2 separate regions of the Homo sapiens genome follow, and region 2 is linked to region 1. A link is a loop called in an ENCODE intact Hi-C map of the cell type or tissue named here. Cell type or tissue: endothelial cell of umbilical vein. All regions are shown on one strand. Links, peaks and the distances in the headings refer to the core of each region. The heading gives the core; the rest is flanking DNA. Region 1 holds the start of SH3BGRL2 (SH3 domain binding glutamate rich protein like 2). Region 2 has its middle 83 kb from the start of SH3BGRL2.

Evidence for each region. Hi-C counts contacts between places; a loop is a spot of excess contacts. Peaks named below come from ENCODE experiments on the same cell type or tissue, not always from the same donor. Only the 100,000 strongest peaks of a DNase experiment are listed, where the experiment ranks them.
Region 2: it touches region 1 in a loop (3-fold over the local background); 10 of 110 quality-filtered maps call a loop at or near these places.

Annotation. Positions count from the first base shown.
Region 1 is chr6:79,627,476-79,640,337 of GRCh38, reverse strand. SH3BGRL2 (SH3 domain binding glutamate rich protein like 2) reads right to left here and starts at 9,009. Exons shown (of 4, transcript NM_031469.4): 1 at 8,832-9,009. The coding sequence starts at 8,876. In endothelial cell of umbilical vein, for the core only: no CTCF peak of the experiment used is centred there; DNase peaks (open chromatin) are centred at 5,037 and 5,527; H3K27ac peaks cover 1,100 bases.
Region 2 is chr6:79,707,450-79,720,311 of GRCh38, reverse strand. No RefSeq gene overlaps it. Among named protein-coding and RNA genes, the nearest start is that of SH3BGRL2, 83 kb to the right of the region's middle. In endothelial cell of umbilical vein, for the core only: a CTCF peak has its summit at 6,399 (motif pointing right); a DNase peak (open chromatin) is centred at 6,431.

The DNA of each region.
Region 1 (12,862 bases), core at 3,957-6,456:
CAATCAAATATAAAAGAGATAGCAATACTAACCCTTTAAATTACCACAGTCCACTGTGAAACTAGCCAGTGCTGACAGATGAAGTCAGATAAGCCTATTAAGAGAGGGAGACAGAAGGGAAACTGCACTGCCTTAAATTGGGTTGTGCAGTTTCTAGCTGGTACAGGCTTCCAACCTCCAGCTCCTCCCCTCCTGCCCTACTCCTCCAAGCCACCCCAGTGCCCCCCAAAAACTAACACATGGCACATATTCATCACTATCTAAAAATGCTAAACAGAAAGGCTCATTGATATGTTCTTAAGCTAAAACTAGAAGGAGGACCCTCAAAAGACAACTGTATATAACCTGAAGTAGAAGAGTCCCCACAAAAGTTAACAAGCACTTGCCATTTCACAGAAGAAAGAAAATGTTCACTAAATTTTTAAGGCTAACCTCTTTTTTTGCATCACGGATAAACAGTATAAAATAAAATCAATCACAGAAAAAAATGAATACAGGAATGTGGCTTAAATAGAACTTAAATCTCTAACTAACTCTCCAGCTAAAATAATACCCATTTAAAGGAATTCCTGCTGAAAAACTCCTGAAGCCTAAAAGGGTCTCCTGAGTTTAGAGCTTGGAGGGTGATTTTTTTAAAAACTGACATTTAGCAGGTGAAATAATAATTTCTAGACCCCATTTTTAAATATGCATTTCAAAATAAAGTATTTTTGTTGTTGGTGGTGATGGTTTTGGGGTTTGTTTGTCTGAGACAAGGTCTCACTTTGTCACCCAGGCTGGAGTGCAGTAGTGCAATCTCGGCTCACTGCAGGCTCGACCTCCCAAGGTTCAGGCACTCCTCCTGCCTCAGCCCCCCAAGTAACTGGGACTACAGGCACATGCCACCATGCCCCGCTAATTTTTATATTTTTTGTAGAGATGGGGTTTTGCCATGTTGCCCAGGCTGGTCTCGAGCTCCTGAGTTCAAGAGATCTGCCTGACTCAGCCTCCCAAAGTGCAAAGATTATAGGCATGAGCCACTGCACCTGGCACATAATAAAGTATTTTAAACTTTCATATATAGTGATCAGTAAGTCATGCTAATTTCTACTTTAGAAAGTGAAACATTCACTATGATTCTAGATTTTTTTCTATTCTGTCACCCATTTCTAATTTGATAGAAAAAAACACAATTCATTTAAGAACTTTTTATAAATCAAAGATGAAAAATAACTAAGGAAGAAATATTGTTTAGTTAATACCTCACACTGCTTCCTGTTGCCTGCTGAGTTTTTCACCATCAATAGCTCTTTTCCTTTTCAATTTTTGATTTTTAAAAATTGAAAAACAGAAAAAAATCAATACACCATCTTACATGAGTCTTCCTGCAATGTGCAAACCACCTTGTTTTTCATATTATAAATATATGTCAAAATTTAGTTTCCTCAACAATCAACAGAGTGAAAAGACAACCTACAGAATGGAAGAAAAGGTGCAAACTATGTGTCAACAGGAGATTAATATTGAAAATATACAAGGAACCCAAACAACAGCAAAAAAATAAATAATCCAACTAAAATTGGATAAGTGATCTAAACAGATAGCTCTCAAAAGAAGACATACAAATGGCCAACAAATAGATAAAAAAAATTCTTAACATCAGTAATCATCAGGAAAATGCAAATCAAAATGATAATGAAATTGCATCTCACCCCAGTTAGACTATTATCGAAAAGGCCCCAAGTAACAAATGCTGATGAGGATGCAGAGAAAGAGGACCTCATATACTGCTGGTGGGAAGCAGTATATGAGTACAGCCATTATAGTGAACAGTATGGAAGTTTCTCAAAAAACCACAAATGGAACTACCATTTGATCCAGCAATCCCACTACAGAGAATTTATCCAAAGGAAAAGAAATCAGTGTATTAAAAAGGTATCTGCACTCTCATGTTTGTTGCAGCACTATTCACAATAGCCAAGACATGGAATCCATCTAAGTCTTGAACACACAAATGGATAATATGGTATATATACTCAATGGAATGTTATTCAGCCATAAAAAGAATAAAATCCTGTACTCATGGCAACATGAATGCACCCAAGGACATTACATTAAGTGAAATAAGCCAGGGACAGAAAGATAAATACATGTTCTCAACTCGATAGGAGGAGTAAGTTCTAGCATTCTATAGCATTGTAAGATATTTCCAGATAGCTATGAGAGATTCTGAATATTCCCAACACAAAGAAATAATATTTGAGGGGACTGATAAGCCAATTACCCTGATTTGATCACTATACATTATATATACAGAAATATCACTAGATACCCCATAAATATGTATAATTATGTGTCAGTTAAAAAAACTTCTAATTCTTCTATTTTCTTAATAAAAATAGTTTGTATGCTACTTATAATGGGTAAAAGAATATTTGCAGAATTTGAAGTATATTCCAGAATTTAAAGCTTATCTTAATGTTTCTTTCTAATAGCATATAATTTTGAAACATTATCATATATGTTTTTCTTTGAATAACTGGGTCAATGAGAATTTCAGGGAAATAAAACACCACCAATCTCTGCACTCAAAGACATAGTTCTTGATCAGCTCGATTTGTTTTCTTATGTAATTGTAAGTGAAATACATTTTCTTTTTTTTTTTTTAGAAGGAGTTTCACTCTTGTCACTCAGGCTGGAGTGCAATGGCACAATCTCGGCTCATGCAATCTCTACTTCCTGGGTTCAAGTGATTCTCCTGCTTCAGCCTCCCAGGTAGCTGGAATTACAGGTGCCTGCCACCATACCAGGCTAATTTTTGTATTTTTAGTAGAGATGGGGTTTCACTATATACTGGCCAGGCTGGTCTCGAACTCCTGACCTCGTGATCCACCTGCCTCAGCCTCCCAAAGTGCTAGGATTACAGGTATGAGCCACTGTGCCCGGCCACATTTTGATTTTCAAATAAATTATTTTATCTTGGCTAAAAAAAAATTAGTTTCTTCAAGTAGATTGAAATGCTTAAAGTATCCAAATACAAATGGGTAAACAGCTCCTAATTTCATAAAGGAGTTCATATCCTTGATTATATTTTTAAGTTTAAATGTTACTGAAGAATGGATTAAAAGCACATCAAATCTGGGAAATACTAAAATGTACTAGAAAAACTGAGGTTAGATCTTCACTTGGGATATTAATAAATCCTATTTTCTAGCAGAAGACCTCATACATAGACTATAGTTCCATATACTTCAATATCCCACTGCTGCCTTTAAGTGTCAAGAAATGTGGCCCAGTCTTTCCAATTAAATGAGAAAAACTCCATAAATTAGTCTTTTTATTTCAATCCTCATGTTGCATGCTATTATGTGTTGAGTTATGTCTCACCCAAAAGATACTGAGGTCCTAACCCCCAGTACCTATAAATGTGACCTTATTTGGAAATAGGATGTTTGCAGATAATCAAGGTAAGATGACATCATTAGGGTAGGCTCTACTCAGTATGGCTGTGTCCTTATAAAAACAGAACATTTGGGCACAAAGATACATGCACAGAGGAAGAATGCCATATGAATGTGAAGGCAGAGATGAGGGTGATACATCTACAAGCCAAGGAATGCCAAAGATCGCCAGCAAACCACCAGAAACTAGGAGAAAGACATGGAAAGGACTCTCCCTCACAGCCCTCAGAAGGAAGCAACCCCACCAACTCCCTGATCTCAGGCTTCCAGCTTCCAGAATGTTGAGACAAATTTCTTTTATTTAAGCACCCCAGTTTTTGGTATTGTGTTAATGACAGCCCTAGAGAACTAATATACAAACTTTCTCACTCTTACCTTCCATCACCACCACATCCTCTCCTTGGGCCCCCAACTTACTCCTGCTTCTTCTGATCACTTGTATGCTCCCAACTCTTCCCTAACCTCACTCCACAACCTCCTCTGCCAATGTCCTTCAGCCCTGTTTCTGTTCACTGGGTACCACTTGCATTTTGGATAGGGCAGTTCTCTGTGCGGAGCTGTCCCACACACTGTAGGATGTGAAGTACCTCTGATACTCTCATTCCCCCAGGATGCTACAGAGCCCACAGGAAGAACTTCTACTCTAGCAGCTCTAAAGCCACCTGCCCACCAGGGTTTGACTAAAGGTCCCCCCACCTGAGTATGATCTCAATCTGGTCAGCTTGCTTCAGTCTCTTCCTCTGGAAAATGGGAATAAATACTAATAATTACCCTGCCATGTGTCAGTGATGATCCAATGAATTAAAGATCCTAAAGTGGCCAGTTATACTCTCATTCGTGTTATTAGAGTAACTTAGGAATTAATACCCACTCTATTCTACATGATCACATCCTGACTTTAACTGATGTTAAACTCATCAGTTTAAGATGTAGAAATCTTTTCTGAGGTGTCCTTACACAGGGAAGCCTCACTGAATACATTCACGGGGATGTAACACCTTACCTGGTAATTGTGTGTATAAAATAGTTATAAATCACCCAAAGCAGTAGGTATGCACTTTTTACAGTTGCAAACAGCAAGACAACTCTGAGCATGGTTTCCATGTGTTTCCCTTCCACACCCACCCTCACTTGAAGTCCTATCCATGATTTCCAAGTTTGCTTCCAATACCTTTCTATCTTTTGCTCCCAGTGATGGTTGCTCTCCAACATCCAGGGATATACTGATGTCTAGCTCATTTCACCCTGCCCCATGGAAACATCTCCCAAGCCAGCATCAGTCCTTCACTATCCTTGATTAAACAGTTTGCATCTCAAGTCTCTGAACTGGAGAGAGACAGCACTGATTTATGCCATGAGGGCAGAGTACATGTCTGTTCTGACCATCATATACACCTAGCACCTTACATCACCTAATACAGAACCTGGGTAAGTAAGTTTTCAGTGATTGTCTGATGAATATATGAGTCATTCAATGCAAGAATGAATGCATTCAGACATCAGGAATCTGGCTTCCTATGAAATCTCAGCTCTGCACTGACTGGACATAAATGGCTTCCGGAAAAGCCACTTAATCTCTATGCCTAAATTTCCTTTTCCAAAAAATTAGGTGGTTGGGCTTCACTAAAAATATCTTTAGGTTTCCGTCCAACTCTAACAGAGCCCAGGAACTTTAATGAGGAGTAAAAGATTTTATTTACATTTTGAGAAATGTTAGTCAAGGCAAGTAGGAAGGTAAAGATTCTTCTGAAATCACACAACTAGGGCTCCCCCACTGCCAGGCAGCTCCATGTTCCCTGAGAAACAAAAGGCTCCAGGCAGCAGACAAGCTGCAGAAACTAAAGACATCTCTGAGATGCTAAGCACTACAGAGTTTGTCACCATGGGCTTCTTTCAGTCTTCTTTCAGGAGTCTACCCTGTCCCACCCAAAGCTCCCCCTTTCCAGCTTGAGCAGGATGGGCTCAAGAACTCTCTCCCAGGCTCCAAATCCAACCCAGTTCCTCTCCCTGCCATCTGCCTAAGGCTGTCACATGCATATTTTATGATTTCTGGCACATTTCCTCTTTATCTGACATCCTGCAATGCATCTCTCTGCCTCCTATATTTTTCTATCTCTGGTAAGAATGTTCCTGCAAGAAGCATGTGTCCTTAGGCTGTACTTTACTACCTTTCCTAACTCATCTCCTACCTGTGAATTCCTTGGAGACACAGATCACACCCTCTATTCTCTGGCTTCCCAGAAGACCAAGGACAGAGCTAGGCAAGCAGCAGACTCTTAGAAAATACTTGTTGAATGAGTAAATGAAATAACTGACTGACGGAATAAATGAAATAATTGACGGATTTCAATGTTTTTAAAGTAAAAAGTCATATTCACATATTTCCTGGACAAAGTTACTAAGACTTCCCCTTTCAGGAATACATCCAGAATAAATTAAATTTTAAAATGACATTTCTATGAATATATTATTTTCTTAGAACTGAGAACAAAAAATTTCCCTACAATACAATGTGAATGAGTAGCAACATGGTCAGTTGAATAAGAAATCCGATTTTTCAGGTATCTGTAGCATAATAATGTGGCATTGCTTTTGTTTCCTAGTAAAAACTGACTTCACCTGGAGCCAGGGAAGACAAAAGAGGAATCATTCCTTGGTGTTAGTTATTCCAACTGCTGAAGCTGGAGAGCTTAGGGGAATCAGAAGAAAACAGGATGATTTTCTCTAAATAGATTGTTTAAATCTATTGATGATTGAAGCGGAGCATCTTTTTGGAAATTCTGGGACTTACTTGGCTAAGTCTAATTCTGGTCACATCCCTTCCTTGTGGTTTAATAAACTTCAGCTAAAACCAAACTGACTCAAGAATCAAATTATTTGTTCTCCCATGCACTTGCTCGTCACAGTTGGGTACCAAATGAAACACTATCAACAGTCAACCCAACACTTCTGGAGGGAACACATCATGGCTACGCCACTAAAGCTTAATATAGCTTAATGCTACTGGCCCCATTAGCCTCGCCAGCCCAAGAATTGACCTAAATATCCTCACTGGTTCTTAGAAATCATTATTCTTACATATGAACATAACCTTAACATCACTAAAAGTATGGATATTACAGATAAACTGTGTACTGATATAGGAGATAAAACTACAATTGGGGAGACTCAATGAATAACTGTATTGATATAAGATATAATTGAGGAGACTGAACAAACAAGGATTTTCTAAAACCTGAAAAGACTGGGTCTTCAAACAGCAGAATATTAAAATAGATAATTAGTGTTTATAGTCTGTAAGCATGTGGTAACTGTGTATGTCTTCTAACTCAAATGAAACCATGTCAGAACACATGCTACGAGGCAGGGCATTGAGGGGATCTGAGCCTTCACAATAAAATGTCCAAGGAAAGAAGACTAATAGGTATATTATTATACTAATAGGTATTATACTAATAGGTATAGGTATACCTATTACCTTGAGACTAATAGGTAGGTATATTGTTCAAGCAAAAGAAGCTGTTATAAGGATTCATCCATATTTACTCACCTGGTGAAGTCAAAATACTTTAAAGCTAGAGTGTGCAATTCTGAGTTATCCATGAAAATCCTTCATTTTACAGAAGAGAAACTCAGGCAGAGATGAGGTACCTTAACCAGGCTTACACTGCACTAGTTGGGGCCCACACTAAAACTTAAGTCTCTTAATTTTAGCTCCATGTGCAAAACACAAAACATTAAATTTAAAAGTTAAAAAGGCACACAGCAGGCAGGCAATAAATATTTGCCAATGGCACTGAAAAAACAAAGATGTGGAGTACCAAAACTATCTCAATATACTACCTACTAATAGAGTAAGCCAAGTCATTACCTTGACTTGGTCCGACTTGCTCCAAAGTAGCCTAGGCTTTATCTCTTGTGGAAGGGATAAAAACCATTCCTTCCATAATCAATATAATGCTATTGGGACAATTATTGAAGCATGCAAGTCGGTGGTGAAACCAAGAGCTTTGTAGCATTCTTAGTAAGGAGTGCATTTGAACAAATCTACCCTTGAAACAGTGCCAGTTTGCAAACACATGAAGTGTGGCTTCAGTGGGGAAATCTACAAAAGGCAGGCATGACTAAGCAACCCAAATAGCTAGAAACACCAGAAACTGTCAGAAGTCTGAGGACCCCAACATGACTGCACATAAGTGTAAGTTGGATTTTCCCATCTATTGTTTCTAGTGCAAATGGGGGTGGAGGGGCTTTGTATGATCGTGTTGGTTTCTTTTTAAATAAAAAACTTCAGTGGTGTACAAGGATTTTCAAACAATATTTTATTCCATCCTCCACTCCACCCACTTAAGAAACAAATTTTGGAACAATCTGACTGAGCTACTGGGCAGACAATTGACCAGACCAAATTTAAGCAATCTACAATGCACTTTTTGATGTTACTTGATTATATATGTCACAAAGGAGGCTCTTAAATCTATAGCTGAACTCTTGGTTAAGGAAACCAAGTCTCAATAATCATGTAAAACACATGTGCTATGTCCCTTAGTGGGCTGTCAAATATACTAACTACTGAATTTTCCTTAAATTCTGACATCTCTAGCTATTTAACTTTCCTTTCTTTAAAAAAATTTTTTTTCTCTAAAAAAATTCAAGAACATCCACCAAAGAGAATAGCTAAAAATAATTAAATAGAAAACCACAATTCATAGATCCCCAGGATAAAATTTCCACAGCATTACAGGTGGAAAGAAAATGCGTGCATACACACACATTTACATAAAGATGTAAAAATATTTATGGCACCCTAAGAAAAAAAATGACAGTGAAAGCAAACAATCCTACCACAACAGGACAAACCTAGTTTTACTATTCTCTTTGCGCAGGTATAAAACTAAACAAATGCACTTGCTGGCGGGGAAGGGAGGACAGAGAGCAATTCCCACTTAAACTTGCTTCATTCAGGAGCTAGGGTAACAAACCAAAGCAGCAGAAAAGGCTCCCGTGCAAAACATAACCAGTCTGAAGGTCCCAAATCGGGAAGAACTAAACTAGGGGAAGGGGGATCCCCGAAGCTCTTGAACAACCCGTTCCCCAAATTTCCATGCCACACAACAGGAGCTGGGGGCTTCCCTCGGACTCCATTTTCAGGCCGCGTTGTCTGCCTTTCAGGCCACGCAGGGTGGGCATTTGGGTGAGGCCGGGGTCCCCCACCCACCTTTCCTCCCCGCCCTCTTCATTGTTGTCGGAGTGTGATGGATCACCTGCCGGGCGCGGGCTCCCGCGGGCGGACCGGCTGAGCGCAAGGACGCGCAGTGACGAGCGCCGCGCGCCTCCCGCAGGACCCGCGCCCCGCGACCCCAACCTACTGCCCGCCCCCACCGCGCTCACCGCCACGAAGCCCGAGGAAGAGGCGATGAACACGCGGATGACCATCCTCTCGCTGCGCCCGGGACAGACCCCTTGCCCCCCGGGCTCCGGGCTGGCGTGGACGCAGAGCTGAACCCAGCTACGAGCCGCCGGCAGCCTCTGGGTAAAGCGCTGCCGTCGGGGAAGATCGCTGGGATCTGGCTCCCTCCCGGCGGGTCCGCAGATAAAAGCCCAGCGCCGCCCGGCCGCAGGCTGAAGGGGAAGGAGAGGGAGGAGGAGGGAGCCGGCTGCGGGGCTTGATGGGATTTGTAGTTTCCGTCTCTCCCTGGAGTGGCTGGTGGACTGAGCTCCCCTCCTGACCGCGCTTCTATCCCGAACACGCGCAGGTGGCTGGAGGGGAGCCACAGCCCGGGCAGAAGCTGTGAGGTGGGTTGGCAAGGATCCTGGCTTGATGAGGAAAAAGCAAACTAGGCAAAAGGGCTCGGTTCAAAGTCCAAGCTTGGGTTCTGTATTGTGGTTTATTGGTTTGGAGCATCCACACCCAGAAATGCCAACAGACACGATCGTGCTGCGGGCACACATCGTCTCAGGGCCGCTGGCGTACCGGGCAAACCCCAGCTACCTGAAGCAGGCGGGATCGGCGAGCCGGGTGCTTGGGAGGTGTGGGCGGTGGGGTTGGGCTCGTTTGTTTGTCCAGTAGCACTGGAGATTGCAGAAAGGTGATTCTTTTGGGTAAATGAGAGGTCTTCTCTTGTCTGTACACACTGAAAATTAGAAACCCAGATGGAAGCACAACCAATATTTTATTTTTCTCAGCAAAACTGTAATTGTAGTAGAAAAAAATAAATACCAAACGAAATTGGAATCCTTCTATCAACATTGGAAATCAGGACCCTACCTGCCCCACCCCTCCCTACACAATGGCTTCGCCTCTGTGCACCTAATATTTACAGTTCAGCCAAATCTGTGCCTTTTTCAGAACCGCTGCACATTCCAGCGCAGTTTCCCAGGAGGATGCTGTTAAATAAAAAGCTTCTATATAGTTGCTAATAGTTTAGGAATAGTTTTTTATCAAGTGCTTTCTGTTTGACAAAAGCTCAAGCCTCTCTCTCAGTTTTGTCGAAAGGAACCAGTTTTCCCTGCTGTACTGTATTTACTTTTTTCCTTTCAACACGGGAGTTTAGCAGAGGTCTGGGAACAATGTTAATTAAGAAAAAGTAAGAAATTAGATGATGAGGTCTCTGGCTCTTTGATACATTTCTTGCACAAAGAGCAATCATTATGAAGTATTTTTTAGAACAGTTATGAATATTTCAAATTTATAACCTTTCCTATTGCTTTTCTTAAAGCCATTTCTGTAGTAGGAATCTTTTTAAATTTCCTTCAATAATAGAAGAGACACTCCTAATGGGACTTTATTTCTTCTTCGTGTTTAAAATTTTAAATAGAAGTTTTGCTGTCTTTAGTATCTCTCGGCAAATGTACTTTAATTTTGCTACCATAAATGTGGAAATGCACGTTTATAAAATAGAAAATAATTTTCTTAAAAGTAGATACCGTATTTCCTATATAAATGCAAATCTTTATAAAAGTCAGCATTTTCTTCAGTTTGGAATTATTCAGCTATGAAGATATAGTTAAACTCAAATAATTGGAACTCAGAGCCTACTCTGTGAAAGGTACAAGAATGGATAAAAAGTTGAACGAGTCATTTCTCTGTCAGCAGAGCACCTATTGTCTAGGAAAGAAAAAGACAGATACAGAAATAGTGACAGAACAAGACACACTGTACTAATACAGTGTTGTGTGGATGTAAAGGAAAAAGGTGGCCATAGAAGGTACTTTAAAGATGAGTAGAATTTCTGTCTGCAGATAGGGAGGATGCAGGGTGAGACTATTCAGGGTGTGTGAGGAGAACAGCAAGGAGTTGGTTTTGCTTCAGAAAGGAATATGAGGGAACTAGTAGAGGACAATGCTGAAAAAGTAGGTTTGAATGAATGCCAACAAAGGACTTTCTCACTGGGTTATCTGCTCAGCTCCTTGGGATTTCTGCTCCTTTCCTCTGATCCTAGAGGTTGTAAGGGTCCCCCAAGCCCTGTACATACAGCAGGGCCTAACCCTCTGACCACAGCTTATTGATCTAGGAGTGAGCACCTAAGCCAAGCAAGGCCAAGCAACATTTCTACCCTAAAGATTCAGAATTGGAACTGGGAAAACAAGAGAGCTTGAATTTGTGACATGGAAGCTCAGAGCTTCCAACATGAGAATCAGAGAAGCTGAAGAAGCTAGTCAGTAGAAAGAGAACAACAGAGAATTTGTAAAAAAGAGTTGGAGATAATAGCTCTAAGTTTTAGAAAGAGTCCTGACAATACTGTAATCTAAGGGTCCTCAAACTATGACCTGTATGTCAAATGCACGTGGCTACCTGCTTTGTAAATAAAGTTTTATTGGAACACATTCCTCTTGGTATTGTCTATGGTAGACTGACAGAGGTCGTATGGCCCACAAAGCCTAATACATTTACATCTGGCCTTTACAGAAAAAGTTTGCCAATCTCTGATCCTGTTCAACCTGTTCCTATATCCCTGCTCTTGAGGGCTGTGTAATATCCCTATATCTGTAAGTTCCTCATCTTGCTTAAGCCACCTGAAATAGGTTTTGTTTCATGGAACCAAAAGTGCCCTGAGAAATTCATAAGCGCTCTGTGTCCAAATGCATTCTGAGGAACAGAAGGATATAATCAGAATTATACTTCAAGAAGAATCCTCTATTTTTTCCACCCTGAATGAAAAGGTTCACCTTTTGACCTTGTATGCAGGAGAAAATATGTTAGCAATCCAGTAAAACAGCAAGGCCGGTATGGAGTTGAGACCCAGAGTTGGTAAACAAAGTGGAAGAGTACCTGAGAGCAGAATGCAATCTAGGATATAAGATAGAGGTCCAAGATCAACACCAGCTTATCAGACCACAGAGAGTATTAGATGCCAATCTGACAAATAAGGTCTACAGATAGAGCGGGTAGCCAAAACTGAAAGATGAGACTAAGAAAATTGAGCAGGTCATTAGGCTTGAAGAAAGTGGCTCCCATGTTGCCTAGGACTTTATCCCCTTTACAAGTCCTGGTAGACCATATGGCTAGAATGTTTTAAAGTAGGGGTTCTTGACCTTTTTTTTTTGTGGGAGTAAGAGGAGTGCCAAGGACCCTTTAGTAGTCTGATGAAATCTATCGGTGGTTTCTCAAAAAAAAAAAGTTTCTAAATATAGAAAATTTGAAAGTATAAGGTTACAAAGGAAACTATACTGCAAAACAATTACCAAAATGTTAAAATTTTGATATGATAATATGTATGATTCTTTATTAATGTATTAAATATTAAGATTGGTGGATCAAACGGCCGTCATGATTTTGAAGTAGTAATGGGAAAAGATAAAATTTTGAGATATTTGCAATCATTGGAAAATATGAAAATGCCTGTGATTTCTATTGGTAACAAAGTCACAGTGTTGTTGCTATTACAATGGCTTAACTACTTTCATAATTGAAGGAATTGGTAAATTTCAGTTAGAGTTTAGTGAAAAGATAAAGATGTGATTTTTTTTCTCATTCAAGTCCATGAACCCCCTAAATTCTATCAAGTCCCTTTAGGCTGGGGGTGAGGGGAGATCCAAGAACCCCAGGTTAAGAAATCATGATGTCTGAATATATCTAAATCTACAGAAGCCTATTATTTTGCCTAAGAAGAAAACATGGAAAGAGACAAGAAGGAGCCATGAAGAGTCCCTTGGAGATCTCCTACACTTAAGAATTGGAAAAAGAATGAGGAATTAAAAATAGTAGAAGAGCAACCAGAATAGTACAAAACTGAAAGAGTATGCTGTCACAGAAACCAAGAGAAGAATTTTAAGTTTCAAAATGTAGAGACTATCTAAGAATGTTAGCCTGAAAGTCAAGAAAGATTATATTGAAAATGAGACTCTCCTTTGGCAAATTTCATCACCTCCATAAGCCTCAAGTTTCTTGTCTATAAAATGGGTATCAACAATGGCTATCA
Region 2 (12,862 bases), core at 5,258-7,757, 79 kb before region 1:
AATTCATATCATTCTCAGAACTCAATTTTGTGGGTAATTCTGTTGGGAACCACCAGACTATGTCAGGACAGCATGTATTCGAATTGCTAAGATGCAACCCAATATATTGGGATGCATAAAATATGTCATGTCACATACAGATATGCTCACTGATTTGCTACAGGTTTGTTCTTCCAAACACAGGAATTCCAATAAATTTTATTTCGCAAAATTCCAATAAAAAAGGAAAAAAGTGTGTAGTGCTTTTGTAATTACATATGCCACTTATTGTCTATACTCCTGACCAGAGAGAACTTATGTTTTGACAAAAGAACATCAATGAAAACTGAATTCTCTGTCTACAACTTCACACACTGATTATTGGAAGAATTTTCTACAATCTAGCTCATGGCTCTGCACATTACAAACTTTTCTTTTTTCTTCTATGTCTATACACTTCACTGGCAGCTGCTGTTGATTGTGTTCATGGCACGATTCCACTTCTGGCCCTGCATGGTTTTTCTGTGACGCTGTGAGTCAGCACAGAGGGCAGTGGGCGTATTCCTGAAGTTCTTCCACACCTAGCAACTACTTCTCTACACAGAGAAGGGACTGCAGACCACGCAAATACTTCTCAAACTCAGAGTATTCCCAATTCAACTTCCCCTTAGTCATATTTTGACCTATGGCCAATCCAGCATAGTGACACACGAGAAATGGTGACGGAGTACATCAGAAGGGAAAGAGACAACAGTCTTAGTTGGTCTTATGGTTAATTTTACACAAACATATGATCATGTAAGTATATTGCTAGGGCTTCCTCCCTAGACTTGAAAGAAGATTGCACATGAGGAACCCTGAAGCTTAACAATCATGATTAAGTTCATCTCTGCTAGTTATTAACCCACCACAGACTTCTTGGTTTCTCCAAAAAACATTACTTATCATAAGTTAATCTCTTCAAGCTTAATCAGTGAAACTGAGACTAGAATGACATAACTAAACTTGAAGAGCTTCCCTGAAGGTGCTCTAAGCTAAACTCAAATACCTATATTCAGAATTAGCTTGGGCAATTGTAAAACAGTAAGCATCACTTTAGTAATCTGAAACAGCAAATTCCAATTTGGGAGCAGATAAAGTTATGTAATTACTATGTTGGAAAGGCATGTTCTTGACCAAAGTGGAAGAAATCCTGGCACTCTATGCTGTTTCTGACTAGTTCCTTTACAAAGTACTTCAAGGCTTTGGCACGACAGAGAAATAAACTTCCATGTTGTGTAAGCCCTGTAACTGGGCTTTGTCTATTACTTGCAGCCCAAACTAACCTTAACTGCAAGAGGGTAGTATCAGGATTACCTGGGGAGCTTTGCTGAATTATCTCCTCCTCCATTCTGCCATCCTCCAACACATGGAGGGGCAGAGCTCTGAGGCCTGCTGCCGGGAAAGAGGAGTAAGAAGAGAAACACTACTTGGTGCAGTGAAACACACCACCCTAAAAATTTAGTGGATTAAAACAACCACAGTTTATTATAATTTTTCATGATTCTGCAGGATATATCAGCTCGGCTGGGCAGGTCAGTTCCACATGATGTCAGCTGGGATTTCCCGTGTGGGGAGGCTGGCTGGGTCTCTCCACGTGGTCTGTCACTATGCAGTAGTCTAGCCTGAGCTCCTTTACATGGTAGCTGGAGCCCAAGACAGTGAAAGAAAAGGCTGCCAAGTCTCATAAAGCTCAGGCCTAAAATTAGAACTTCCACCACATTGGACCGGTCAAAGTAAGTCACCAGGCCAGCCAGATTCTAAGGGACGGAAAAGAGACGTTCCCTCTTGATGGGGGAAGTGGTCTGTAGGTACGAGGTGGAAAAGTGTATTGGCAGCTGTCTTCGTAGACAGTCTACATGCCTAGAGAAGTAAAATGATTGCTACGAGGACAAAAAGTAGTAATGAAGTGGAATCCAGCTTTTTGTCCTTTTGGCACTAAGAACTCCAGTCTGTATCTGTCAGACTCCCATTCCTCTCCCTCCAGCCACTCAATCACTTGCCCTTGTAGAAAACTGAGAGTGCTGGGAAAAGGGGTGCCATCTACTCTCTGAGACTGGGCCAGCCAGGGTGGAGCAACCATGGCAATCATGTTCCACGGTCTAGCCTTCAGCAGTGCGGGCCTCCAAACTGAATGAGAAGTGTCAAGAGCACTGCACAATAAAAGAGTAAACATCATTTAATATAGTTGTATTATTTGGAGTGTGTTGTGTCTGTGTGTATGTGGTTTTGATATGTGATATATTTCTCACTGTGGCTCATAGTCAAAAAATTTGAAAGCCATTTGCTTAGAACATAGCAGGTGCTCAATATGTGTGGCTTTGTTTCCTGGGTAGAAGATCCCTGGAAGCATACATTTCTTTGAAGATACTAAAGAGTAAATTACTGTGATTTAAAAAATAGCTCAATGTAGCTCGCGGAATATGATAAATTAATACTTAATTAAGAACCTAATGAAGCCTCCCCAGTTTCTAATACACTAAAGAATTACACCTGGGAGTGAAATGCAGCGAGCTTCCAATACACTGTGTAGCATGAACAGCTGACTGAGAAGCTGTTAGTTGTATAAGACAGTAAGAAGGCTTAACTCCACATACCTGTTCTTAATGAGACAGCACAAAACTTATGTCGTTCTAAATGACCAGTTTAAAAAGAAGATTCACTCCTTTCTTTCATCCGTTTTCCTTCTGTGAAAATCTTTATAGAGCCTTAAGCATCTCTGATCTCCATTTTCTCAGTTTTTACCTTATTGCTGGGCTCCCCATGTTTCAGTGGGCTTTTATAAGATTTCTGCCAAAGCATCCTCATGTTTAAGTGGCTAAACTGCTTCCATGAGAGTCCTTAAAAATAACACCTGCTACTAGAATTATACGTGTCCCAACTTACATTGCTTTTAGTAAATTTCTCTGGCTACCACTGGCCCTATTCTATTTCTATTCACTATTGCTCAATTTCAGTAATTATTTCTGAATTTTTGGTACATTAATAATTAAGGAATTCTCCCCAAACTCCCAGAATGTCAAATCTAAAGAATATGCTCTAGTGTTCATTTGACCTGACCTTTCTCTGAGACTTTCTTCCCCTTGGCTTTCCATACAATGCTTTCTACTGGTTTTCCTACTTCTTCAGATTTTACTTCCTTTTCTGTTCTTCAGAGCTTCCTGAATTGTCACAGTCACGGTGCTGTTCAGTGGTGAAATTATCCACCTGACTGTTTCACCTGTGCTTCAAACAATCTCAGGATGTCCAAAAGGAGCTTCATTAAGCTCCCTGTTTTGGGTAATTGCATCTGTCAACCAAGCTAGAACATTTGAGTCCTTTACTCTCCATTTCCCCAAGAGTTAATAAGACATCTCCATGGCCATGACCCTAGTTCAAACTCTTATCATCCATAAATTAACTTTCTAAATGGTCTCTGAGCCTTTATTCTTCCCCACATCACCTTCTCCCATACCTCATCTTCTCTTCTCACTGCCAAACTCTGTGATTTCCTGAAAACACAAATGTGATTGCTTCACATTCTTACTTTAAATCCATCAATGCTTTTCAATATCTACAGGAGTGCTTCTCACACATTAATGTGACCCTGAATCACCTGGGGATCTTGTTAAAATGTGCTTCTAGCCTGGAGTGGAGTCTAGCAAGGTTCATGTGATGCTGCTGGTCCTCGGACCACACTTTGAGTAGTGGGGGTTTATAGGTTAATTTTCAAATCTTATAGTATAGCATACCAGGCTCATTACAATCTAGTCCATTGCCCAGAATACATCTGTGATACCTCTATCATGTGTAACCTTTATTCCACCTCGATCCCTTGCATATGCTATTGCCTCTGACCAATGCTGTCTCCTCCCAGCCTTCTTCCCCAGGAAACTTCCTTCTACTGATTAATTAGTTGGTTGATCATTCATTCATTCATCCATGATTGATCTTAAGAATGACCTCCTCTAACAAGACCTTTCCGGCAGACTCTCCAAGATAGAATTAGGTAAGTGTCCTTTCACTGTTTTAGTAGCACTTTCATCCTGGACACTTTTCAATTATATCATCTGACATAGACAATAATGGAGCTGCTTACACATATATGTTCCCCACCCTTACCCTGCAGCCACTCTGTGGTTCCTTGAGGGCAAACTCTATCTTACTCTCTTTGTTTCCTGCAGGTCCAGCACAATGCCTGGCACAAAATGAGCTTTCAGATATTTATTAAACTTTGTGCTTTACTTATGAAACGCCTCTCACCAACGTTGCAGGCAAGGGGTCTGAGTAGGTCAGGAGACTGAATTAATTGACCTTCACAATTTCCTAGCCACATTTCTTATATCTTTTGTCATTCAGGAAAATAGGCACCAGCTGTAGATTTGTCCATATTAAAAAGATAAAAATCAAATAAAATTTCCCTAATAACAGAGAAATAGATGTTTTACAAGCTGTTAGTATGAAATGGTTCAATAATATCACATTTGTTTCACATTTCTTAACAATTCACCTTTGGGTCTTTATCATGGTGATCTTTTTTTCTTAATAAAAATCTCACTAAAATTTTCATGAGGCCAGTGGTGAGAGAACAGAACTATATTAAGAGCCTTATGAAAAATATATTATACATCTTTCTCTAGAAACTGTCTTTTAATAATTTCATTGGATCATCAACTGCTTATCTTCATTCTAGCTTTGTAGCTCCTTTTTCTTTTATCATTAGAAGTGGCTAATAAAAAGGTAGATTAAAATACATTTGGCTGTTTGACCAGGTTTGAACATAATTTCCAACACCATGAACACTGGGAAGCAATGTTTATGTAAGAGAAGATCAACCTCCTCTTTTTTGAGCCCAGAACAGATATTATCAGAGGAAGAACAATCTTTCTTAACACAGTTGAGCCATTAGGTACAGTTTCATCTTCTGCCACTTTCAGCAACACAATCCAATATCTTGTTAATCATGGAAACTGCTGAGCTGTTTTATACATTTCTATACTTTAGCATATGCTCTTTGCTCTGCTTAAAACTCCCTTTCCACCCATCTGTCTAACTCTTCCTGATTTGTCAGACTTAAGTCAAATATCACTTGCTTGAGGTATGTGAACTGATTGCCTCAGCTGAGCTAGCCTCTTCCTGAGTTATCTGTAGTCTTTTGCACTGCCGGAAAATCTGATTTATTTGCATGACCCCAATCCCATCCCATCAGAGGCAGAGACTTTATATCTCCTGTGCCTGGTTACGTGTAGGCTTATATAATGCTTGTGGTAAGTGGGATATAATGCCTTTGCCCTCCTTCCCTCAAGCCCACCCCCAGAGAGATCACGTCCCAATTTCTGGCACTTGTGAATGCATCGCCTTACATATGCAAAAGTGACTTTGCAGATGGAATTAAGGATCTTGAGATGGGGTGTTTATTCTAGATTATTACGTGGGTGGGCCCAGTGTAATCACAGGGGTCCCTTTAAGATGCAGGTAGGAGTGTCAGAGTCAGAGTGATGCAGCCTTGAGCCAAGGCTTATAGGCGGTCTCTAGAAGCTAGAAAAGGCAAGGAAACGGATTTTCTCCTGGAGTCAACAGAAAGGAAAGCATCCCTACAGACACTTTGATTTTAGTCTGTGAGATTCATTTTAGACTTCTGACCTCCTGAATTCCAAAACATATTTTCGTTGTGTTAATTAAGCTACTAAGTTTGGGTATAGGAAACCAATAAGGTGCTCGATTAATGTTCTTTTGCAGAACGCATGAATAGAAAAGTGCCTCTGGGCTCATCTTCTCTGTCATTATGTTCTATCTCCCTGAGCAGCATGGAAAGCCCAGGTGAAGGGAACCCCAGGTGATGGCTCTCAGACCTGACAAGAAAGGTACCTTTCACACACCCATGGCTTCTGTCCCCAGCGTTCTGCTGGCCCAGCTAGCACAGCAGTGTGCTCCGCACTACAGCACTCCACCAAAACGCAAAGTCATGTTTATGTGCGTATTTTCTATTGCTAACCAATGCAAAATCCTGTGATTGGTGCTATAGGGAATCTTATGTGGTCTATGATTTATTTTAAAATTCTCTAGAACTCCTTGAGAATGAACACTGCAATCATGTGAATTGGAGCATAATGCCTCTGGCCATGGGCTCCTGCTCCCCGTCAGGTCTCCCCCTCCTTGTTCCCCCTAACAAAAGGAGAGGAATGCCCACCTCCTTCCAGAACCCAGGTTTCCTGACCCGCTTAAGTAACTTTCTGAAATACTGCAGCTTCCCCTTCCCCAGACCTTCATTTCCAATTTAACATAAATAAATCTCATATACTATAATAGACTTTTTTAAAGGGTAGATTTTATTTTCACAGCTATCTTCACAGGTTTTTTTATTTACCACGGTGAGGGTTAAAATGCAACACAAAGCCCACCCTGTAACTATACTCAGAGATGAGGCCTCTAGGTGTCGCTACCACCCAAGTCCTGTTATCAAAGGGCACTCGGCTGTACACATATGTGCCACACATTTAGTATTTTTTCAAGATTATACAGCAAATACATATATTATATATATATATATTTAATCACAGAACCTCACCATTTTCTTCTGCTCCATACTAACTCAAGTTTTTTGAGCAAAATTCTAACTGAGAGTAAATGATATACCTGATTACTTTTATATATTGTTCTTTAGTTCTGTTTCCCATGTCAGCACTAGAACATTCTGGATTTGCTTGACTATCAGAAGTATTTGTTAAAGGTGCACCCAGTTCCACAGACACATAAATAATTGTTTTTTTAATACAGCACTATTTTTTTTTTGCGGTATTTTCCCTTCCACTAGATTTGCATGCATTTTTTGGAAACAACTATGAGTTGATTTGGGTTTTTGAAAGCAAGTGGCAGCAAACATTAAAGGGCAGATGCACTTAGAGTTCTGGAAATACCCTGAAACTTCACTAGTCACTAACACTTGGTCCTTTCCCATTCTAAAATTTCAATTTATAAATGTAAGTGTATGGTATTTTGAATCTGAAATGAACGCTGGGTGGGAGAATTTAGAAGAGTTTGGAAAGGATGAAAACCTGCCCTCCAGTACCCCCTTTTCTGATTTCATGAGAATGTTTCTACACATTGCTAAATTTGGAAGACTTGCCTGTCTTGATTTGAAAATATGCGACAAGCTTTTACAAAAACCGTCAGTTCCATTTTTCCTCTTTATGCTAGAATTGTTTCCTTTTTTCATGAGTGTCCTTATTTATGCCATGGCATTGCATGATATTCTTCCTATTACACTGATGTGTAATTATTGCATTTTACTTCTGATGGATGCTGTAGGTCACATTTCATAGCCTAGGCGGAGACCTGAATAATTGGAATGTTTTATTTAAAGACAGTCCTTGCATCACTCTCTCTCTCTCTCTCTTTTGAGACAAGAGTCTCACTCTCACCAGGCTGGAGTGCAGTGGTGCAATCATGGCTCACTGCAGCCTTGTCCTCCCGGGCTCAAGTGATCCTTCCACTCAGCCTCCCAAGTAGCCGGGACTATTGGCGTGGACCACCACACACGACTAATTTTTCTATTTTTTATAGAGATGGGGTTTCACCTCGATGCCCAGGCTTGTCTCGAACTCCTGGACTCAAGCAATCCCCTCGCCTTGGCCTCCCAAAGTGCTGTGATTACAGGCGTGAGCCACCACACCTGCCTCTCACTTTTTTAAACTGAGACTTAGTAGAACTAAAAATTAAGACTAATGTCCCCCTATATATGTACATATGTTCATACACACACACACACACACACACATATATCTAAAAATGAATGTTTTCCAAATCTTACATTTAATATTTATGCAGTCATTTTCTGACAGATTTGCATATAACCAAAGTTATTGTTAGGAAAGAACTTTGACTACAATCAAGGTTATTGTAAGACGAGAGAACATGCTGTTTTTATCATCCACCCACTTGCTCTACCCAAGAAAAATACTGAACAGCAGTTAGCTCATATTAAGGGCTATATCTAGTAACTGCTAAACCGTCAGACTTCTGTCAGGCAAGCAATTCATGTTGATTTCTGACTTTAGAGCTGAAATTAATAAGGAGCCCATGAAGGCCAGAGTTTTTCTCAGGGAAACAACCCAAAGGTTATATTAGTGACAGAACTTACTGTGCTAGTTAAGGGTTAAAAAATGTGTATGAATATAAAAGAACATCAATCAAATGGAAATAAGTGGGCAGTTACATAATAAAATAAAAATAAATAGTCTCATGATTTGGTCTGCTTTCATCGTAAGCCAGCTGTAACTCTTCCTTTTGGCTGTTGGCGAAACCAGAATGTTCAGTTAACTAATACTTCTGTAAAATAATAGTCCCAGATCTCCCTATCTGTCCCTGGCCTCCATATTAATGCCTAACAAATTCTGACGTTATGAGGTGAGGTTAACTAGCTCCTGGAACTAACACCAATGTTAAGCACTGATTTGTAGACATCTGCAAAATCCATAGCATAGAGCCTATGAATTAAGTGGGTCCAGAGGCCTCTAGTACAGCCTCCTTGCCAACACAGATTCTCTGCTACTGTGGGTTTGGCCACAGCACAGTGAGGTAAACACTGCATAATAAGCTCCTAATATGACAGAGCCACACTGGAAGTTACTTTCATATTCATTCCCAACAAAGTCCAGAATGGCAGGGGTACTGTGAATACCTATTTGCTACTCTTGACTTGATAAACATGTCTTGCTGGTAGGAAAAACCCCAAATAGTGATGGGAAAATCAACAGAAAACAGGCGCCTACCAAGGGCTCAAGCATCAAGCCGGAGAGACACTGGTAAGAAATGACATGTCCTAGACAAGCCATCTTTTGAAACCAATTGCTTTCTCAGTAAAATTAATTTTTCTTTTACTTCAGCCTTGCTTAAAGTTAATAAAGGGAAGATGTCTGGCAGGATCATCTATCCATCTATCACCACCCACTTAATCACTAGGCACCATGGACCGAGAGTCTGGGAATGCACAGAATCACCGGATTTAATTGGATCTGGCACCTCCTATTTCCTAATCACCTTCTTTGTCTTCCATTATAAGTAAGACCTTTTAGGGTGAATGAATAGGTCAGAAGCTACAGACAATTTTTTTTTCAATTTCCTATTTGCCACAGGAGTAACTTAAAAACAAAAAGAGAGCCAATACCTAGGTCCTTTATAGAACCATTGGGCTTTTTGTATTTATCATTTTGAAATTAAAGAGAAATTCTAGGGCTGGGCTAAGACCAAAGCTCTAAAAACAGATTTGTGTATATCACCAGAATAACTGATTACATGAAAAGTCATTTTTATAAGCAGTAAGTATGCACTTCAGCACCATGCTTTTTCCTTTAAATTAAATTTCAACAGCTTTGTGGAACCGAGTATAGACCCACAAAGTAAGGATGGCCAGAAGCCCATGTTATATTCCCAACCTTGCATCCTCCTGTCAGTTATATCTCTTATAAGCCACTCATTAGCTTGGTTAATAACTGAGTTGCTAGCTTCCCACAATGAAGTTTTGGATACTTGATAGCAAGGCATCAGTATTTCCTGTAATGCAAATTTTCACTTAAATTACCTACACTTCACAAAACACTGAAACCTTTTGCTGTTAATGAACATGGCTAATTCCAGATGAAAAGTCACTAAGAGAATTCTTTTACAGAATCCTTTTATGACATGTACCAGTTTCCAGTTTATTGCATCTTAACTCCAAATTCATGCTTCAATACCTGTTCTGTGATCATGGACAGAAATCCTTTAAAATTTTCTTCTTCACATTGAGCACAATGTTAAGCCTTTGTGGTGGAGCGTGCTGAAGGGATATTGCAGGAGGGAGGAGACTGTCTTGCAGTGTCTGGTTGCTGCATGGTATGACAGCAGTGCAGGTAGCTCTGCCCCAGCTCAGCGGCCCAAAACACGTGGCCTCTCAGGGCAGGTGCAGCTCTGGTCTGGCCTGGTGATAACCTCACACAGCCCTCTTGATGTGAACACCATGTACTCCAGACCTCCTGTCTTCACTGGTGCCCCTTCTCTCTGCAAGCCTGGCCACTGGCTGAGGCTCACCTGGCCCCAGCTTGCACTCTAGAGGGTTGCTTCCTGCTTGCCCAGTGAACTTCTCTACCATCCTGTGGACTGCAAATACAACTTTACAAGGAGTCTGAAGCCCAGCATTCCTTCCAAGTCTGTCCTTCCTTGGATAGTCTCCCTTACCCCTAAGAAAAAATACAGAGTTTTCTTATATCTGATAGTCAGTCTTTTATTAGAGTTCAGCATTTCTTTATATTTAACTTCCCCTGTTTAAATCACAGTGTGATGTTTATCTCCTAATTGGTCTTAGACTGACAAAAAATATTTCAAACTTTCTAACTGGTAATTGTCAGCAGAAAAGATGACAGGAATCAAAGTTCTAGTGATACAGTAAGAAAAAAACTAGACTTTTCAGTACATGGGCATGTATTTATCAGATAAACACATACTAATAAACCATGTATTTCATTTGACTGTAGAGTCAGTTTTTATATGCAAATTTATTGCATACAAGTTTAAAAAAGGACATACAAGTAATTGCTCTCTTTGGGTTACATAACTGATATGGTCTGGCTCTATGTCCCCACCCAAATCTCATCTTGAATTATAATCCCACATGTTGGGGGAGGGAGCTTGTGGGAGGTGATTAAATCATTGGGGTGGTTCTCCATGCTGTTCTCCTGTTAGAGTGAGTCTCGCAAGATCTGATGGTTTTATAAGTGTCTGATATTTCCCCTGCTGGCACTTCTCTCTCCTGTCACCATGTGAAGGACATATTTGCTTCCCCTTCTGCCATGATCATAAGATTCCTGAGGCCACCCCAGCTATGCAGAACTGTGAGTCTTTCCTTTATAAATTACCATCTCAGGTATTTCTTCATAGCAGCGTGAAAACGAATGAATACAAAAGCTGACCCAAATTAAATAGCACAAAATAAAAAACACCAAAAAAAGCAGCTCCTGAGATACTAAACAGTGAACATTTATGCTCACAGGTAAGTTACAGAGCACTACACTTCCTTCAACAATATAATGCAAGCAAGTATAATACTCAGTATCAACATACTGCACAAAATTGTCTTAATACAAGATAAGAGATAATGGATTTGTTTTTTATAACAACATATTTGGGTTTAAACTGGTGACTGGTGATTATGCCCTTACTGAAATAAGAGAAGGTTTATTTTCTCCTTTCTCAGATGTTCATCAGGTAAAAGACACAAACCAAAGTACAAAGAAAAAAAATTACTTGTTAGCACAAAATTCTCAGGCTTTGGCTGACAGCTTATTTGTTAATGCAAAGGATGCTATTTCAATCAGAAAAATATTGGAATTAAATTATAAGGTACTGAAAAATATCAGCAATAAAAGGGCCATTTGCATCAGGGAGACTAATAAGCAGTTTGCAGTCATGGTGAAAACATTGTGGAAATCAGGTCTTCATCAACACTTAAAATTCGCTTTCTAAAATGTGGCATTTCAGGGAGACAGCTGTCTTTTCAGGTAGACACCACCACCACCTAAATTCCTTTAGCATCAACTTGTCATTTTGCCTGCATCTATCTGATTCCAGCAGTATCTTGCCCATCCACACTGCAGATTTCACTGGTTACATGTTTTGGAGTTTGGGTAAAGTTACCTCTAGAGAACTGGGTCACTCTGGAATGTTTTCACTTAGAGGCAGCCTAGTGCCCTCAATGGGTCAATGATAGGGCAGGGCTTTCCTGCTGCAGTTGTTCAGAAGCCATCCACAAGTCCGAACGCTGGAGTCATTTTAACCTACTAAATATGTAACTGCTAAAATTCTGTTTGCACTGACCCCTTATGACTAGGATGGAAAAACTGTCATTATTCAGCTCCTCATCTACAATTAGGATACAGCATAATAATAAACATTTACTAGGTATGTAAAACGGTACAGTGAGGGAGGCTGCAGTTGGAGTTATTCCTTCTGGTGCCTAGTCTGGGAAGTGAAAATATTGCTGTTGTCATCACTTTTGTTAGCCATACCAGTTGGTTAGGACATGGCTAGGAGCAGATTATTTAAGAGTGGTTCACCACTCAAGACAGGAAAGGAGGGAGAAAAGGATTCCTCTGGGCTAGGGTCACAAAGTCCATGCCAAATTGCTGGTCTTGTAGCCCAGCTATTGATCTCAGAGTTGGTCTTGGAGCCAAGCTCTGGGCTGTCTCAGGGCCCAGAATCCGTATTTCAACCTAGTGATGTTATTAGTACATGACCTGAAATAGGCAGGGAAGAAAATAAAAGAGAATGTAAACAAATGGGATAATCATATCAATAGACTAAATCAAATTATCATGAACAATGTTTGTCTGTATTTATCTGAGACAAGATAAATACAGGCAAACCCAAAAGCTAAATCTCCAAAAGCTAAATCTCACACAGGTGTGTGTAGTAATTCATTAGAATGACAAAGGATGAGACCCAAAGCAACACGTGAAGTAGCTACACCACACAGAGATGGCTGGCATCTCCTGGGCTTGCAAGGGTATAACACAATCACTCTTATTTCAGGAAAGGATCCCAAACAAAATTATGCAAAAAAATTCCTCCACTTAATGAGTGCTGTTACCATCAATTATAATGAAAAAATAATACTGGTTTTCCCCCCAGAATTACTATGCTAAGAGAATAGCAAAAAGAAATGGTTAAAAAGCCTGGGCAGGACAGGCGCAGTGGCTCATGTCTGTAATCCTAGCACTTGGGAGGCTGAGGCCGGCAGATCACCTGAGGTCCAGAGTTCGAGACCAGCCTGGCCAACATGACAAAATCCTGTCTTTACTTAAAAAAAACAAAAAACAAAAAACAAAAATTA